Regions from separate parts of the Homo sapiens genome. Here region 2 is linked to region 1. A link is a loop called in an ENCODE intact Hi-C map of the cell type or tissue named here. Cell type or tissue: chondrocyte. All regions are shown on one strand. Each heading gives the region's core, and the rest is flanking DNA. Links, peaks and the distances in the headings are about the cores only. Region 1 holds the start of TMEM185A (transmembrane protein 185A). Region 2 holds the start of MAGEA11 (MAGE family member A11).

What was found. A loop is a pair of places that touch in the nucleus more often than their neighbours do. Peaks named below come from ENCODE experiments on the same cell type or tissue, not always from the same donor. Only the 100,000 strongest peaks of a DNase experiment are listed, where the experiment ranks them.
Region 2: it touches region 1 in a loop (2.1-fold over the local background); 2 of 110 quality-filtered maps call a loop at or near these places.

Annotation. Positions count from the first base shown.
Region 1 is chrX:149,627,701-149,636,556 of GRCh38, reverse strand. TMEM185A (transmembrane protein 185A) reads left to right here and starts at 4,765. Exons shown (of 7, transcript NM_032508.4): 1 at 4,765-5,014. The coding sequence starts at 4,977. RefSeq lists silencers at 4,803-5,212, 5,223-5,272. In chondrocyte, for the core only: CTCF peaks have their summits at 5,463 and 5,669; DNase peaks (open chromatin) are centred at 4,620, 5,128 and 5,266.
Region 2 is chrX:149,707,843-149,716,698 of GRCh38, reverse strand. It overlaps MAGEA11 (MAGE family member A11), which reads right to left and starts at 4,639. Exons shown (of 5, transcript NM_005366.5): 1 at 4,537-4,639; 2 at 3,444-3,556; 3 at 2,123-2,218; 4 at 1,022-1,095; 5 at 1-946. The coding sequence starts at 3,539. In chondrocyte, for the core only: no CTCF peak of the experiment used is centred there; DNase peaks (open chromatin) are centred at 4,658 and 5,008.

The sequences.
Region 1 (8,856 bases), core at 4,170-6,669:
AAGATGCACCTTCTCCTGTACATGGTAATATTTCTGAAAGAGTACAGATCTTAAGATGCATAAGTACATTGATTCATGCAGGGTTTTACCCTTGAAAATCTGTTATTAAATAGATGGTTCATCTCACATCTTAGAACTGTACAAGCATGGTATAAGTTGTTTTATAATAAGACACAAAAAACCTCAACATGTCAATGATTTGTAGGAAAGTGGGAGTGTGGGTACCCACATAATGTCTGCAGCTATTAGAAACTTGGAAAGAAAGGGTCATTTTTCCTGCAGACACAAGTTGCCTGGTTTGAGGCAAGGGATGAGGAAGAACTGCTTTTTTGTTTGTGCCCTGTGACTGTCCAACATCAGCATTCATTTCATGACCATTGCCTGAGCACCTACTGCATGCCAGGATCCAAGAATACAGGGGCATAGTGGGAAGCATCATGGGACTCCAAAACTGACTCCTCCAAGCACAGAGAGCTGAGAGCACACGCACAGCTGCCTGTAGGCAGAGTGGGGTGGTGGGAAGGGAAGGGAGGATGGTTGCAGACAATATTGTTCTCCAAAATGGTGCACCTGCCTCCATTCACTGACTTCTGTGTTTTTACAACTGTTGTTTACTCTGCCTGGAACCTCATTTCCTCTCTTCCTACCTTACAATGTTATTTTTTCAGCTCAGCGGTTCCCTCATCCCCAATGCTTATCGTGCACAATGCTGTGTTTTCATTATTCATATCTGTGTGTTCCCAGTGCCTTCCACAGTGCCCGGCACAAAGCAGACACTCTGGAAGACATATGTCAGATGAATGCAACTAAAGGAGTGAAGGTTACAGGCTACCCAAGATGAAAGGATCCATTAGGGGAAGGCAAGATGAGGAAGAGCACATTTGATTAGTTAGGGCAGAGGGCCCCAGAGGAATGTGTCAGAAATACAGTGTGGAAACAGAAAGGGAGAAAGACAAGCATTGAGTGGAGATTCAGGAATGAGAGCAGGTTGGGAACAAGGAGAAAAAGGAATCATGTGGGCAGCTGGTTGGTGACCTTTGGCAAGCATGGGCCTTTTTGTCTGCCCCGTGTGCTTGGCCACACACACTTGACCTGGGCTTTGCATACACAGCACACTGGAGGAGTGTGGCACAGCCGGGAAGGCTTCCTGGAAACCCTGGCATCAGGAGAGGTCCAGAGGAGAAGCACAGGGATACCGTGGTGGTTTGCTGGCCCAGGCAAAGGCTCCCCATTCTGCCTTCCAACAGGAAATGGCCCCTGCTTCCTTTAGCAGAAAGCTTGCTCCATGAGGGATGATAAACCACCCACTCCCAGGGCTACCCTGGGTGACAGGAGGTCCACTGGGGCCTTGGGACTGTCCTCCCTCCCTCTTCTCTCTCAGTAACTGTAATTTGCCTACCTGAGGGAAGACTCCCTGAGGAGGTGGCTCCTTCTGGGCTCTGGAAGGCCATAGGGGTTGCTGCAAGTCCAAGCAGAACTACAGCTACTACCTCTGTGGTCCCTTCAGTTGCCTCCCTGCAATCTCCTCCTCCAGTTCTCCAAGCCCCTAAATCTAGCCCCGTATTTAATCAAATCCCTGTCTAGACTCCAGACCCACCCACCTCCCAGGGAGATCTCAGATGTGTATCCAAGTTAGGCTAAAGTTGCCTGAAACAAAGGGTTCTGTCAGGAAGCAGGAGATTGCATTCTGCAGGTGGACTAATTCCCAGCATCTTCAGCAATTCTCTAATTGGTGGCATTCAAAGTGTGGACTTTAGGGAACCTAGGGTGAGGAATTCCAGGCTAAGAAAGCCTTGCAGGCTGGCACCTCCATGTTTCCTGGCTAAAGAACTTGTCAATCTGACCTCCGAGAAGCTCTTTATAGTCCCATAGGCCTTGCACGGGACTGGATCCCAGCTGGCCCTCCCTCCACTGGAGCAAGGGTGAAACTGGTGTTGAGTTCAAATCTACTAATTCCACACTCTCTCCATTCTACTGCTGCAGCCAGGGAAGGAGCCTTGGTGGTGTGTGGAGGGCGGTTCCACGGCCATTTTCTTCCCCTATGCCAGGTCTCCCCAGTCCAAGTGTCTAAATTCACCAGGATTCTCTTCACCAGTGCCTTGCTCTTCAGAGGAGAGGCATCCTATATCACCACATTGAAGCCAATGTGAATATTGAATTGGACAAGCCACCAGCTTATCAGAAGGGTGGTACAAATCCAAGTTAGTCCTTAAAACCATGGTCAGATATACACTGATTCTTCTGGAACACTGTAACCTAAGCCCACCCCAAAGTCACCAAGAATATGCTGTCTGGCTTATTTGGGGGTCATACTTTTTCAATCCAGAGCCATTTCTTTCCTTTGAGTGAAGAATGTTGGGAGCCCCTAGCAAGATAGCCCTGGAATTTTTTGGCAAGTCAAGGAAAAGATAAAGTCAAACTCTGCTAGTGGAGAAGATGTGGGTGTCATCTTCTCCACTAGTCATACTTAGCCTTGATGTATCACCTTTCTTCTGAGAATGTAGAAACATTTAATAAGTGGTAATTAAGCTTCCCAGCACTCCTGGTGCCTGCATATGACCCAGGGTCTTTCTTTAATGTCAGGATCACTTGTGGGTCTGTCTACACAGGTCATTGAGGCTTTGGACCTCCATCTAGGGTGGGACACTGAGTGAGGGCTCTGAAGTGAGCAGCAGGTTGTCAGTAGGGTCTTTTGCACTTGCTGGAGAGAGGACCAGATGGCCATCTGGTTTCTGGCTTTTTTTTCCCCATGAGAGCACCAGTAGCATAAAGGGTTGGGCTTCCAGAATCAGTCCAGGTAATCCACCTCTTGAAGACTGGGGATGTGAAGCCTTGGGAAAGTCCAGTTCTTCCTGTATTTCCTCACAGACAGGTTCATATGTTCCTCTTGGCAATTTACCTTGTCAGAGCAAAAGAACACACTGACAAGTAATTTGTGCATCAGTGTCCTGTTGCCTTTGCTAGATAGCTTCCAGGGCCTGGTCAACTCTGGAAGAACTGCTAAAATTGAACTTGTGGGCCTGCAGAGCAGTGGTTCAGCTCCCAGACTCCCTGGGATCTCATTAAAGTAGCGTCTGCCCTCAAGATTCTGGACTCTGAGGAGCCTGCCTGGTCTCTATCTATGAAGCTCTTGAAAGGGCAGTGATGCCTGTTATTCAAGTGTCTGAACTGGCAGACCATCTTCTCATGCCTGCTTGGGGCACGGTCACTGGTAATGAAGATGGTGCTGTCCAATCTGACCACTGGCAAGCACCTCTTTCTAACAGTATGGGCTGCAGGTTCAGCTAGACCCTGAGTTTCATCTGTGCTCCTTCACCCTTACTTGCTGGCTCGCTCAGGGCCTGTTATACAAGCTTCTCTGCGCCTTAATTCCTCGTCTGTATTTGAGTGTTCATTGAGAACCTCCTCTGGGCTACACATTGGACTTTACCCAGAGGATGGGAAAGGAAGATGGGTGAAAAAGTCTGGGACAGGGTCCTGGTGCTTCAGCAGATGAAAACTTGATTTGGATTACTCAACCTTAAAATCAGCTCATATAATAATATCCATTTCCCAGTGGGTGTTGGGAAGCTTAATTACCACTTATGATATGTTTTTACGTTCTCAGAAGAAAGGTGATACATCAAGACTAAGTATGACTATCGCAATTGTGATTCTCTCAAGCTGCCCTTGGGGCTAAACAGTATAAAATTGTCATTTGTGAAACTCTGCTATTGCAACAAAGGATGACTATTATCCATAATGATAGTAGACTAATGTTTAAGGCATTGTTGTGCTCATGAAAACTTAAATCTGCCCAAAGTGAAGATGGTAAACTAGGTCACCTGCTATGAGCTTGTCCTGCTCTTGGATTCCAAAAGCAAACAAAATCCTTGAGGAGGTTGACACCTGAAAGAGTACCAGATAGCAACAGCATTCTTTGTACACCTAGCATGTACCAGGCAGTGTGTTATGCACACGATCTCACTGAATCTTCCTAACACGCTTAGAAAAGAGGTTTTTATCATTTCCATTCTGCGGAGGAGAAAAACTGAGACTCAAAGATGTTGACTTGCCCAAGGAAGATGAACCTGGTACTTGTAAGTAGGGCAGCCTGGAGTGGAGGCAGAGGTCAGGTGTGAAGTGACCACAAAGTTTAGACAGGATCCAAGGAGGCTCTGAACTGGGTTAGAAAAATGAGGATGATTTCCACGTCTCCTGCTTGAATACCCCCCTGCGTACGAATAGGCCTGCTGCTAAGGGAAAAAGGGAACCCAGGAGGGGAAGGCGGTTGGCACGGGAAGTGACTTTGGTGCTAGGTAACTTGAGTAGGGAATAGCCAGCATATCTGGACACGCTGGCTTGGGAATTGGAAGGGAAGTTGGGACCCAAACTTTGGAGTCGTTGACAGATGTGACAGGTGAAGCCTGGGATGACATCGCCAAAAATGCAACGTCTCACTCATTGTCACTACTCCCAGGGCTCAGTCGTCACTGGGGAAAATCTCCAGAAGGTAGCGCGGGCCAAGGTGACAGGTGTCTGCCAAGATCTGCCCGCCAGACTCCCGGGCGGCGCGCTCCCTCCCTGCAGGCCTTCAGCCCGTCAGCATCCCCTTCCTCGGGGCCCTGCTCACTCCCAGCCTCCATCCCCCTGCCATCTCCTCCGCCGGTCGCGTGCGGACACAAGGATGGGGACCTCCCAGCGAGGAGCGCTCTGGGCGGGGCTCCGGACGCATGCGCGGCCCTCGTACGGAAGCCCGGAAGGAGGGGCAGGGGGCGGTGGCTCAGGTTTCTCCGGGCGGCGGCGGCGGCGGCGGCGGCGGCGGCGGCGGCGGCGGCGGCGACGGCGACGGCGACGGCAGCGGGGACGGCAGCAGTAGCGGGAGCAGCAGCGTGGACGCGGCTGGCGCTGGCGCCATGAACCCGCTGTAAGGCGCAGGCTGTGCAGCACGGGGTGCGGGGGAGGAGGAGGAGGACGCCGCGGTGAAGTTCTCCGCCATGAACCTGAGGGGCCTCTTCCAGGACTTCAACCCGAGGTGAGGCGGCGTCGTTGGCGCCCCCGGGAGTCCGCGCTGCGGGCTCGGGCGCGGGCTGGTGTTCGGCTCCGGGGAGGCACGGCGGGCGAGATGCTGCAGCCCGAGGACCCGGGCGCCTGCCCGAGCCTCCCTGCGGGTGCAAGCGGTCCCCAGGCAAAACAGTCGGCCTCGGCGCCCGCCCGCTTCCTCCTCCCGTGCCCGGTGCTTTCAGCCCCTGCCCGGCCACGGCCGGAAGGGCCCGGCCGCGAGCCCCGTCCTGCCCCAAGGGAACCCCATTCTTTTCTGCTTGCTGTCCCTCATTGGTGTCCCAACTTCTTCGTCTCGGTTCCATCCTCTTCTGCGCCGCTGCGGGCCCTCCATTCTCCGCGTCAGGGCCGTCTCACTCGACCCAACACCCCTACCCCCACCCCAGCTGTTTCCTCCAGTTCCTCGCAGTCCTTGGGGTTTTCCTTGGGTTTATGCCCATCCCTCTCTTGTTTGCTTCTTTGTTGAACGGATACCTGAAACACTGTTGAATCCTTGGAGTCAGTGTCGGGGTATGGCAATACCTTATATAATGCATTTCTGGGTGAGCCTGATCATTTTCCATACTCATTTTCTCATCAGTCTTCACTACAAGTTTATTTGCAGGAAGTAGATATTGCTGTCCTTCTTTTCCAGATGGGGAACACCCAGTGGACAGTGTGGAGAAAACACTGGCTAAGCACTCAAGCGCCTGTCCTTGCACTTGCCCGACTGTTTTGTAACTGTTCTTTACCCCAGGCTGTGAGCTCCCTGAAGCTGAGACCATCTCCTGCTCATCTCAGTGTCCCCAGCGCCTCCCACCCACCGTATCTGGCACATAGTAGGCACATATAAAATGTTTGTGGAACTAAACTGAGCCCAAAGACTTGGATTGGAGACGAGGCCATATGTAACTGGGTGATTCTCTGCCCTTCTTTGGCCCTTCTGTAAAATGAGGAGTTGGCCTAACTGATCTCTTAAATGCACTACTCTCCGAAAGGAGTATCCGTTTCCCTTATTTGCCAGTTGGGAAGACGTGCTCAGTAAATATTTGTGTGCTGTAACCTATGTTAGGTGCTTTAGATGCTGGCGGTCTCAGCATGGGGTGAAGAAGGGCTTGTACACTTAAGATGCCTTACAGTACTGTGCAGTGCTGTACTGCGGGGGCCAACTCTGGGGACCTATGCCTTGGCTGCTTGTTGAGGATGAAAGGAAGTTTTAGGGGAGTATTTGTATGTTGAGGGTGCAGTCTCCCTAGGGATGGTGACATTTTAACTTGTGAGTCATTGTGACTTTGTATGTGCTCTTATTCCACTTTGAGTTCATGTTCTGGTTAGGAGTGCCAGTGTCTCTAACACGGTGCAGACATTATCATTGTTGGCTTCGAAGGCATAGAGGAGGTAACAGAACTAACTGCAGTCCCTTCCTCTGCTGCATCAGGGGGTTAAGATTGGTCTGCAGGGTAGTAGGGTTGGTGCTGTGGCTGGACAAGCCCTGTATGTCTTCTATTTGGAGATGGTGATAAGAAAGTTAAGTAAAAACTGAATTGTTTTGTGCCCTTGGGCAACTCACTTATCTATTGTTTTATCTGTAGAATGAGTATAATCTCTCAGTGGGGTAGGGAGGCCAATTAAGGATTGATTACAAAGTGCCTTACAAATAGAAAGCTACAGTGACTTGTTTGCAAGGTGACAGAGAATTCAGAAGCCTCAAGAAACTGCCTTAAGTGATCAAACAGGCTAACGGAGTTGCCAAAGCAAAATAGTGCTGCACTGATACTACCTTTAACCGTTTTTTCCTTTAGCCCTTTTCCCCCCAAAAAAATTAGTATATGAAATTACAGTGAAATACCTGGTATCTAAGCAGATTTATAGTAATTCTCAACATATTCATCAATCTCTTAATTCTACCTGCATTAAAATGTATTTCTACCTGAAAAGTTTAAAGGTCTTTTATACTGTGCCATTTTCCTGATTCATTGTTGCCAGAGGTAGTGAGTTCCTTAATTTTACAGATATTTCAAGAGGACATTGGCCAGGTATTATTGGTAAATCAGATTTGTTTTTTTAGCTGGTAGTGTTTCACCTCTCCTGAGCACTCCTAGTTTTTGACAGTGTGCTTTAGTCTCCTTCCATGCTGAGGAAGGCCTTCTCTATAGGAGAAAGAAAACTGAGGGGTGTACACAGGAAGTTACCTTATGCTGGGGACTCAAACCTTGATGCTACTGCTTTGCTCCCTGCCTCTATTTTTGAACCAATTCAACATCTCCCTCCTACCCCAGGACCTTGTCACACACTGTTCTCTTTACCAGGAATGTTTCCCTCTCTTTTCCTCTCCTCCAGACCTAGTGAACTCCTATTTATCCTCACTTGGCACTTGCTAAGGGAAGCATTCCTGACTTCCCTGACCAGATTTACTGCTCCCTGTTTCTACAGTTCCTGTAGTATTTACTACTCCTCCATCATAGTGCATATTTGTACCCTTGTGTCTGTCTGGATGCTTATTTGATTAATACCTGCCTCCCCCACTAAACTTTAAGCTCCATGGGGTCAAGGCCGTGACTGTGTCAGTATCGTAGCCTGCATACTTGGAATAGTACCTGGCTCAATAAATATTTGTGGAGTAAATAACTGAATAACTCTCCAGAGCCTATAAGATAAATCTAGAGCTGCTGCTTTCAATCACTGCTTTCCTGGTGGTCTGTGGCCTGGTTCTCTTTCTTCTCACACTCTTCCCACCTTCAGAGTGCAGCCATTGCTTTGGAGAGATGGGAGAGAACATGGCACTAAGGCAGAATATGGCTATATTTACTTTGAAGAGCATGTCTTTGTCATAGAAATAGTCACTGTCATGGTTTGGTGGGTCCCAAGGCATGGGTCATGGCTCCAGATCCCCTTTCCAGCCTTTTGGATCTTGGTAAGTCTGAACCCACTGCTGCGTTGGCAAGGCTCTGGAAACTATAGTGACAGAGAATGATTCACAAGTGTCAACACTCAGATGTACAGGGCTGCCAGCTGACCCACTCTACCTATTTCCATCTGGCACTGAACTGGTTGATCATGAACTTCTTTTCATAATTGCTTTTTAGTTATGCAGGTTAAGACATGCCGAAACAGATGTACCGGACCCACAAACAAGTCCTTCCTTGAATGCCTGAGGCTTCCTAACAGTGAAAGAGCCCTGTTCTTAGAGTAGGCAAACTGATTCTGAGGCATTGTAGGTGGTAGGGATCTGGTAGTAGGTAGCATTAGGTGGGCTCCCGGCACTCACCATGGAGCCTTGAAATTTTCTGCTACTTTGGGGGAGTTGCTGGTTCAGAGAAGGCCCTTCCACCCTGGTAGCCATGTGGCACTGGAAGGCTGTGAAAACTCTGCTGGGCCTTCTTAGTCATCTGTTGTGAGCTCCTGATGGGAGTGTGGTGTATCCCTCAGGTGTGCTAGACTGGAACAAAGGCTGAGAAGTGTTGCTCTGGGGGTTCCAACTTGTGGGCATGGGGTACTGATGAGATCAGTAGTGTTTGGAGACTTCTGTATGCTCCATCTTCAGAAGACATTCTGGAGTCCATATAAGTTATCTTGTCTCTTGTTTGAAGCAGGAAAAAGGAATGCGATTGCTGGTAATATAGTTCACTAAAGTCAGCTACCTGGCCTCTAACAGTTATTTGCAAAGTATATTATAACATTGATTCCTCAAACATCTAGATTCCTATCTCGTGCCAAGTGATGTACTAGGTGCTCTAAGTACAAAAATAAAGGAATATAGTCCTCCTCTCAATGCGTAAGCCTAGTGGAAGAAGCAGAAATGAAAGGGAAATAAGAATTCAATAGAGTATGAGGCAT
Region 2 (8,856 bases), core at 3,469-5,968, 81 kb before region 1:
GGCTATGTACTCAAGAACTTTCATCTTGCTGGTCTCAGCGTGGGCCCTTGGACCCCACAGGAACTCATAGCATGCAGGATCAGTGCCGGGCACCTGCCGGTACACCAGGTACTTTTCCTGCACCCAATTTTGGGTAAGGAGCCTCTTGGGCTCCCCAAAGAGGAAGTGCTCCCTTCCAGCATACACCCCCATAATGCTCAGGACTTCCCACATAACCTCTTCAGGGATGCAGTTCCCCTCCATGAAGATTACACCCAGGACTATTATCAGGAGGCCAGACTTGGGCATGCTCTGCTCATTACACTGTATGCCATCATAAGAGAGGTTGAGGGAGGTGACAAGGACATAGGAGTGGCTAGTGGGGTCCACTTCCTTCACATCAATGCCAAAGAGCAGTTGCATGCATACAGAGGCTTCCCTAAATATCTCAGGAAAGTAGTCCTCATAATTTTTGATGACACTCCCCAGCATTTCTGCCTTTGTGATCAGCCCCTTGACTCGATACTTGCGGAGCAATAAATGAACCAAATCAATTATCTTGTCATGTAGTATATCTTGGGAAAAGGACTCAGGGTCTATCAGGTCAGGCGAGGTACTTGGCCCCTCCTTTTCTTGGCTGCCAGAGCCCTCATCAGATAGGCTCCCAAAGATGGCATCCATGGCAGTGGGAGAGAAGGACTCTTCCTGAGGACTCTGGGGAGGACTTGGTGACTCAGCAGCAGGCAACTCCTCTAGAGTGCCCACATTCAGAGTAGAGGAGAAGAAGGCAGCCTCCTGCTCCTCAGCTTGGAGAGCCTGTGCACCCACCAGGCCCAGGTCTTCTTCTTGGGCCTGAAGGCCTTCCTCAGGCTTGCAGTGCTGACTTCTTTGCTCAAGAGGCATGATGACTCTGGTTAGGTCAGCAGGCCGAACTGTGGGAAATATCTGGGTGATGGGGCCCCACAGCCTGGGGAGAGAGGGAGCGTGAGAACAGACTCAGATGAGATATGAACCATGGAGAATCTAACAAAGGCCTACTTACACTTGTTCTCCTCCAGTGATCCTCTGGGTTCTCCTGGGACTCCTGTCCTCCAGGTTGGCCTGTTCTCTAAAAACCTGAAAAAGGAAGTGAGAAGGCTGCTCAAGATGCAGCTGGACATCAGAGCAGGAGGCTCCAGGACTGAGGTAGGGCAGGTGAGGTTGCAAGCTGGGGGTCCCTTTCTGTACTGGGGCAGGTGGGGCCATTTGTAGATTAAGGGTGAACATCTCATCTTGACTACTGGCACTGCCTAGGCTTCCTGTGTTCTGAGATCTGAAGACATTGCTTGAGACCAAGGCCTCACTGCTCAGTTTTTGGAGCTTCTAGAAGAGGAATCATGGGGCCATCAGGCTGCAGACTGCAAGCACCCATCCTGGCACCCCAGCACTGTCAGAAAGGTGGGCCAAACTCTGTGAGTTTCTCACTTTTTTGGAGTGGATGGTCCCCTCTGTGCTCAGGGCCCTCACCTTTCTCCTGCCAGGGCCTGGAAGACACAGCTCTCCTGACCTGAGAAACTCTCAGATCAATAGCTCTTTCCTGATATGAAAGAGGACATGTGGGGATACACATCTGGCCACATGTACACAGGGCTACCCAGGAAGGACAGCAAGAGATGGTGACAGTCAGCAGGGTCCATGTGTCCTCGGGTAAGGAGCCTGTTTGGTTCCCATCTTGATGCCTATCTTGGCCTGGGACCCTCCCTCTGTTGACCTGACGCCATCTCCTTAAACCAAAGCTCTACCTCCAGGAGATATCAGAAGAGGAAATCAGGGAAATAGAAACACCCATGGTCCCAGGGACTTCCCATAGCTGACAGAAGGGGCAGGGAAGGGCTGAGTCCCATGTTTTTGGTAAGTGCTGTCCCGTCAGCCCCCACCTTGATTCTGGTCATGGCCTGGGACCCTCCCACTGCTGACCTAAGTGCAGCCCTCTCAGACCAATGTCTCCCGCTCCCTGAGACCAATGATCCCAGTATAAGAGAGGGGTCTCAGCACATAGTCCTGCACATGCTCTCTGGGGAGACAGCAGGGGCAGAGCAGATTTCTAAGCAGCCCTCTGTGTTCTGGCCAGGAGGAACCCTCAATCCTCCCTCAGGTTTCTCACCTGGACTCTTGGCAGATCCTGGGACCACTGTAGTTGTGGACCATATGGGGCTCTTTCTGTTGACTGGAAGTCGTCCTCTGAGAACATAGTGCTCACCTGCCCAAGATTCCAAAACAGAAGTAAGGGGCCCCACGTCCCATCACCCCATCATGTGGTTGTCCAGGGCTGACAGCAGAGGCTGGACCCTTCGGTTCTGGGGATTCCAAAGTCCTCCTGTGGGTTTTTCATCTTTACTTCTGCCAGGGCCTGTCCTTCCTTGACTCCCAACCCCTGAGATGAGCAGACATATCCCTTTACACCAAGACCTCATCTCCCTGAAGGTTTCCCAACTTTCTGCCTGTGGTACAAGTGACCTTGCCACTTGGGGCCACCCGTGATGAGGTCCCCACACAGCCAAGGACAGGGGACAGAGAGACTCTGTGGGATCCCTTCATTATGGGATGTGGGTATCTCCAGTCCTCACCAAGGGGACACATACACCTTGAGTCCTAAAGATCCTGGGACTCCTCCCTCTGCTGATCAGGTGTGGCTCCACCTGCTGACCTGTCATCACCCCCTTGAAACAAGGTGCTCACCTCCCTGAGCAAGGTGCCACCCCCAACCTCGTGGCAGAAATGTGAGCATGGCACATGCCTCCCCAACTTGGGCCTCCGAGGGATGAAAACAGAGGAAGCAAGGATTGGTGAGGTCCCTTTTTCTTTGGCATGTGGGAGGGTACATTCTTACCTTCAGTCTTCATCAATTTTCCTCTCCTTGACTACTGGCAGATCCTGGACTCCACCCTGTGCTGACCAGGTGTGTATCCCTCTGCTGACCTGAGGACCTGCCTCAGACCAAGGGCCCCACCTCTCTGAGATATGGGAGGCAGAAAGTGAAGGGGCACTACATGGACACCCCTCATGGGATGCCAAAGGCTGACAGATGAAGCAGATTTCAGGGGTGCCTCCTCTCTCTGGGTTTCCTCCAGGTATTCAGATTTACTCCTGACAAGGCCTATCCATGTCTCTCCTGCTGAACTGTGGATGAGTTTTGCAGGCCACGACCACCATCTCCCAGAGAACCCCAACTAGGAAGTGGGGAGCTGCCTCTCTTTCCTAGAGTCCTGCTTGGGGCCTCCAAGGACCGATGGCAGGGGCAGGTTTTCTACCTCAGGGATAATTGGTTGCCTGAGTCCTCCCTCTGGGACTCCTCCCTGGGTTGACCTGAGGCTCCACTCCTCAGACCACAACCCACTCCTTGCTGACACCCCAAAGGCAGAGTGAGGATGCACCACATGTGGCCACCGTGCCTTGGAACTCCAAGGGCCAAGGTCCCTACTGACCTGGAGTCCAAAGTCTCCTGAGTCCTCCCTCTTCTTCTTCCTCTTGATGCTGGCAGGGCTGCACCCCAGACCCCCTCTGCGGAACTGAGTCTCCATCCCTCAGATTCCCAAGGCTGAATGAAAAGGCACCTCAGTTTGAGACGGCGGGACTATGGGGGGGGGCTGTTCTGGGGTGCTGGGTCCCTTCAGTTGTCCCTCAGGCCTTGCTCACCTCCCAGCAGGGACTGAGCCCTGTCTGTGCTCCCCCTAGGTCTTTCTCATGATACCAAGCCCCTTCCCTCTGTCAGCCCAGGATGCGGAAATCAGGATCCACTTGCCTGGCAGCAATGCCAGGAACTTCCCAGGACTGACAGCAGAGAGGGAGCCTTGCTCTGTGGGGCCTCAGCCCTCCCTCGGGGTCCTGACCTTGATGCCTGGCAGAACCTGGGTCCTGCCCCCCCCAACCAGCCCTGCCCTGGTCACACCAAGCTCTGACCCCACAGTCCCCTGAGGCTTAAGCGGCGGGGGGCAGAAGCCGAGGGGGGTGTCAGAGGGGACGGCCCAGCCTGAGAAGTCCATCCCCATGGGGTGATCCAGGGCTGGCAGCAGAGGCGGTGCTGGATTATCTGGGGTCCTCTATCTGGGTAGGGAGCATCCTCAGTCCTCCCTCAGCATCTCATCTTGCCTCCTCACAGAGCCTGGGCCCGCTGCCCTCAGCAGGTCACAAGCCGCCCTTCAGAACCGGGCTATCACTTCTCTCTGACCCCCTAATGTGCAACTCCGCAGTACCAAGCCCGGAGGTCCTTTGCGTTGTCTGCAGGGACAAGGATGGACTTTGTGGCCCCTCTATCAGGATGGGGTGGAACCTCTCCATAATTTCTCAGAGTCCTGATGTTGATGCCTGGAAAGGCCGGGGCCCCACCCTTTATGGAACTGCCTCTGCCCGGGTCACACCATAGACTCGCAGAGTCTCCTTGGGCATTGAGGAGGGGGATTGTCTCAGCCTGATAATTTGGTCCCCTGTTGTTTCAGGGCTGGCTCCAGGGTTGGCGCTGGATTATTTGGGGCCCTCTATCTGGGTAGGAGGACTCCTCAGTCCTCCCTCAGCTCTCACCTTGCCTCCTCATGGAGCCTGGACCCGCTGCCCTCTGCCACTCTCAAGACACCCCTCAGAAAGACGCTTTCGCTTCTCTCAGATCCCAGAGGCGGAAGCCAATGGAGGTCACATCCGGCCCCCACGCCTGGAGCTTCCCTGGATTTACAGCAGGAGCGAACCCGATTCTGCCCGTGTGGGGGCGGGGCGAGGCGAGGCGGGGCGGGGCGAGGCGAGGCGGGGCGGGGCGGGGTGGGGCAGGGGGAAAAGTAGTGGCGAGGGGTGCAGATGTGGTCGAGGGTCATGGGGGTGCCTCAGTCCTCCCTCAGGTTTCTGACCTTGATTCCTTGCAGAGCCTGGAGCTCCGTCCTCTGCCAATGATGTCTGCTCCTCTCGGACCAAGTCTCTGACTCTGAGTCCCCTGAGGTGGCAGTGAGCGGGAGGTGTGAGGTCGGGGGACAACATTGCCAAGGTCTTCCGGGGCTGACAGGAGGGACCGAGCTGGATTCTGTGGCCCCTCTATGTGGGGAGGGTGGACCGTCAGTCCTCACTCAGGAGGGTCCTCCTCTTGGCTACTGGTTCTTTCATGAAGTGATGGGTGGGAGATGCTCTGTTTCTGTCACCTCTGAGCATTGCCCAACTGCACCCCTTGCAGACAATAGCTGCGGATCCCAGGCTAGGTGCTTCCATGTGGCTTCAGTACCCGTGATTGTAGTGACCTCTGGGAGAAGATGCACACCTTCCTACGGGGGCTCCTCCCCAGCCAGATCTAGACTTTGCAAACTTTTGCCCTGAAAGCTTTATTTTTACACTGAAGAGGCTGAGTGGCTGCAAGAAATTTGCGGAAGTCCTGCGTTTAGAATTTATCTAACACTTCATAGTTCATTTTAGTGATTTTCATTTTTTAATTCTCATTCAGTGTCAAAAATCATACTTAACCTAACTGCCTATTTCACTCTAATGGTCAATACTCTAATTTAATCCATTCTTTATCTTCAATTAAAACGATAATTTTTAAAAAGCCAATCTTTATTTACTGACGTGGTTTTAGTGGTTATCAGCACAAATTCCAGCCGTATTCCTTTAATCAACCAGTGTTTCCTCATGTCCTGAAGTTACCCCATGACTACTGGCACCTGTGGTCTGAGACCCTACCCGAGTTTTCCACAGTGAAGTAGGGGCAGAATTTTAAACATTTCTTTCTTCCTATCCACCCCAACTTCCCTGCCACTCTTCCCCGCCAATCACAAGTATTCCTTCAAAATACAATGAAATTCTCAGGGCTCTCTCATGTTTTTTTTGTTTAGATTTCTTTTTTGATATTGTTTGCTTGTTCCTTTATTTATTTATTTTTATTCTTTAGTTTTCCCGGGTTGTTTTGGGGAGTCTAAGATAGAAGCCCAAGACTGAACGCGGTGGTTCACACCTGTAATCCAAACACTTTGGTAGGCCAAGGCAGGAGGATCACTTGAGCCCAGTAGCTCAAGATTAATCTGAACTACATAACAAGACCCCATCTCAAAAAAAAAAGAAAGAAAGAAAAAGAAAAAGAAAAAAGAAATGAAAAATTAGCTGGGTGTGGTGGCGTGTGACTGCAGTCCCAGCTGGTAGGGAGGCTAAGGTGGGAGGATCACTGGAGCCCAGGATGTCAGTGCTGCAGTGAGCTGTGTTCACACCACTGCACTCCAGCCTTGGAAATAGAGTGAGGTCCTGTCTCAAAAAAACAAAACCAAACCAAACAATCAAAAACCAACAGATGCCTGAGCTTGACAGTCATCTTGGCTGGTTAAGGAATTACGTCTGTCAATTTTTGAAAAAATAGAATTGCCATCTTTGCAATATTCTGTTCCCTATCAATGATATCATATACTGCCTTGTTTATTTGGGTGCTCTTTGAACTGGATATATCAGTACTTGTATAGTTGCCTCAGTAAAAATCATACATGCTTTTGTTAGTCTTCTTGTTAGGTAATTTTTGGATATTGTTGCTATTGTGAATGGGGTATTTTCTATGACCTGTTCTTAATAGTTATTGTCTGTTTTGCAAATCTTTTGATTTTGCTTTATTGATCTTCTGTTCGCTATTTTTCACACGTCTCTTATTCATTTGACTATTTCAAGTGTGCATTTTTTTGAATTTTCTAGATAGACTGTTGCATTACCCTACCAAATATCACTCTTTCTTTCCAATACACATACCTCTTATTTATTTTGGTATCCATATCTGTGGCTTTGTATTCCAATACAACTTTGAAAAATAGCAATGATAGCATACATTTATGACCTGTGCCTGACATGAATGCGTCCAACATTTTACAATTAAGTATATTTGCTATCAATTTGATGAAACAAAATTTCCTTCTACTCTTAATTTTCTAGTTATTTTTATCATGGATGATTACTAATTTTTTCAAAATATTTTTCTGTATCCATTAATATGATCATATGTTTTGCCTCTATAATCTTGTTAATATAGGGAATCACACTGAAGGTATATTTTAATGTCAAATTGTATTTTCATTCTTTGGATATATCCCGTTTTTCCATTTAGTACACTGCCCTAATGAATTGGCTATTAATTTATTTAGGATATTTGTTGCTATGTGAGTAACTTTGGTTTAAGTGTTCTTTTCATGGTGAGGTCCTCTTCTGGTATTTGAAACAAAGAACACTAGTCTCAGAAAATGAGTTCCACAGTTGCCCATCTTTTTGTATGGTTTTTAAGAGTTTGCTTAGGATGGCAATGAGTTCTAATTATTTGGTAAAACTGGCCTCTGAAACTTTCTTTTCCTGGATCATTTGTGGGTGGCTTGAACTGAGAATACAGTTTTAGTTTGTAATGTTTGATTAAAGTTTTCTGTTTCTTTATGGACCAATTTGATCTTTTTTTTTTTTTTTCGAGACAGAGTCTCGCTCAGTCGCCCAGGCTGGAGTGCAATGGCACAATCTCAGCTCACTGCAACCTCCTCCTCCCAGGTTCAAGCAATTCTCCTGCCTCAGCCTCCTGAGTAGCTAGGATTTCAGGTGTGCGCTACCACACCCGGCTAATTTTTGTATTTTTAGTAGAGACGGGGTTTCACCATATTGTCCAGACGGGTCTCGAACTCCTGACCTCGTGATCCACCTGTCTCGGCCTTCCAAAGTGCTGGGATTGCAGGCGTGAGCCACTGCGCCGGGCCATTTTTTTTTTTTTATAAAATATAGTTCATTTCACTTAGGATTTCAAATTTAATGGCATGATATTATGATGAAATAACTTTATTAAAGTGTCAGACATGTAAAATAGTATAGTATAATATACCCAATATACTTGATATTCAGCATCAAAAATCTTCAATCCATTACTAATCTGTTTCCAACTATACTTCTACCTACCCCACGTCTCAAATGCTGGAATAATGTAAACCAACTCAGTAACCTTGGATAGAATACTGGATCCAATAAGCCAGTTCATGGTACAGTGCAGCTGACCTGGCTCTGAGACAGCCTATGGCTCAGAGAAAAGGGTCTGGCTTCAATAGACCAGCCTCCCTAGACCCCTACCTCCTACTCTCTGTTCCAGGGTCCTGAGGTACTGCACGCCTTTGTTCTCTTCTAGACACATGCTCCTATAATACTGCTAGCTAATACTGCTTTCCAGACACCCTTGGGTCTCTCTCCAAATATCTTCTCTGTGAGGCCTTCTATGAATAACCTTTCTTTTTCTTCATAGAATTTGTGTCTTTATTATTTATTTTTGTAATTTCACTTTCATTTTAGATTCAGGGGGTACGTGTGCAACTTTGTTACATGGGTATATTGTGAGATGCTGAGATTTGTGATATTATTGATCCCGTCACTCAAGTAGTGAGCATAGTACCCAATAGTTGGATCCTGACCTTTCATCATATACAAAAATTAATTCGACATGGATTAAAGATTGAAATGTAAGACCTCAAACTACAAGAATCCTAGAAGAAAACCTAGGAAACACCATTCTGGATATCACCCTCGGGAAATAATTTATGACTATGTTCTCAAAAGCTATTGCAACTAAAACAAAAATTGACAAGTTAACCTAATTAAACTCAAAAGCTTCTGCTCAGCAAAAGAAACTATCCACAGAGTAAGCAGACAACCTGCAGAATGGAAGAAAATATTCCCCAACTACGCATCTGACAAAGGTCTAATATTCAGAATCTATAAGGTGCTTAAACAATTGAACAAACAAAAACAAATAACCTCATTAAAAAGTGAATACCCTTTCTAAAATTGCAATCCTCCCTCTTAACTCATCCCAAACACTTATTCAGTTCTCTAGATTCAATTTGTTTCCATAGTATTTATCACCATGTCAACCAA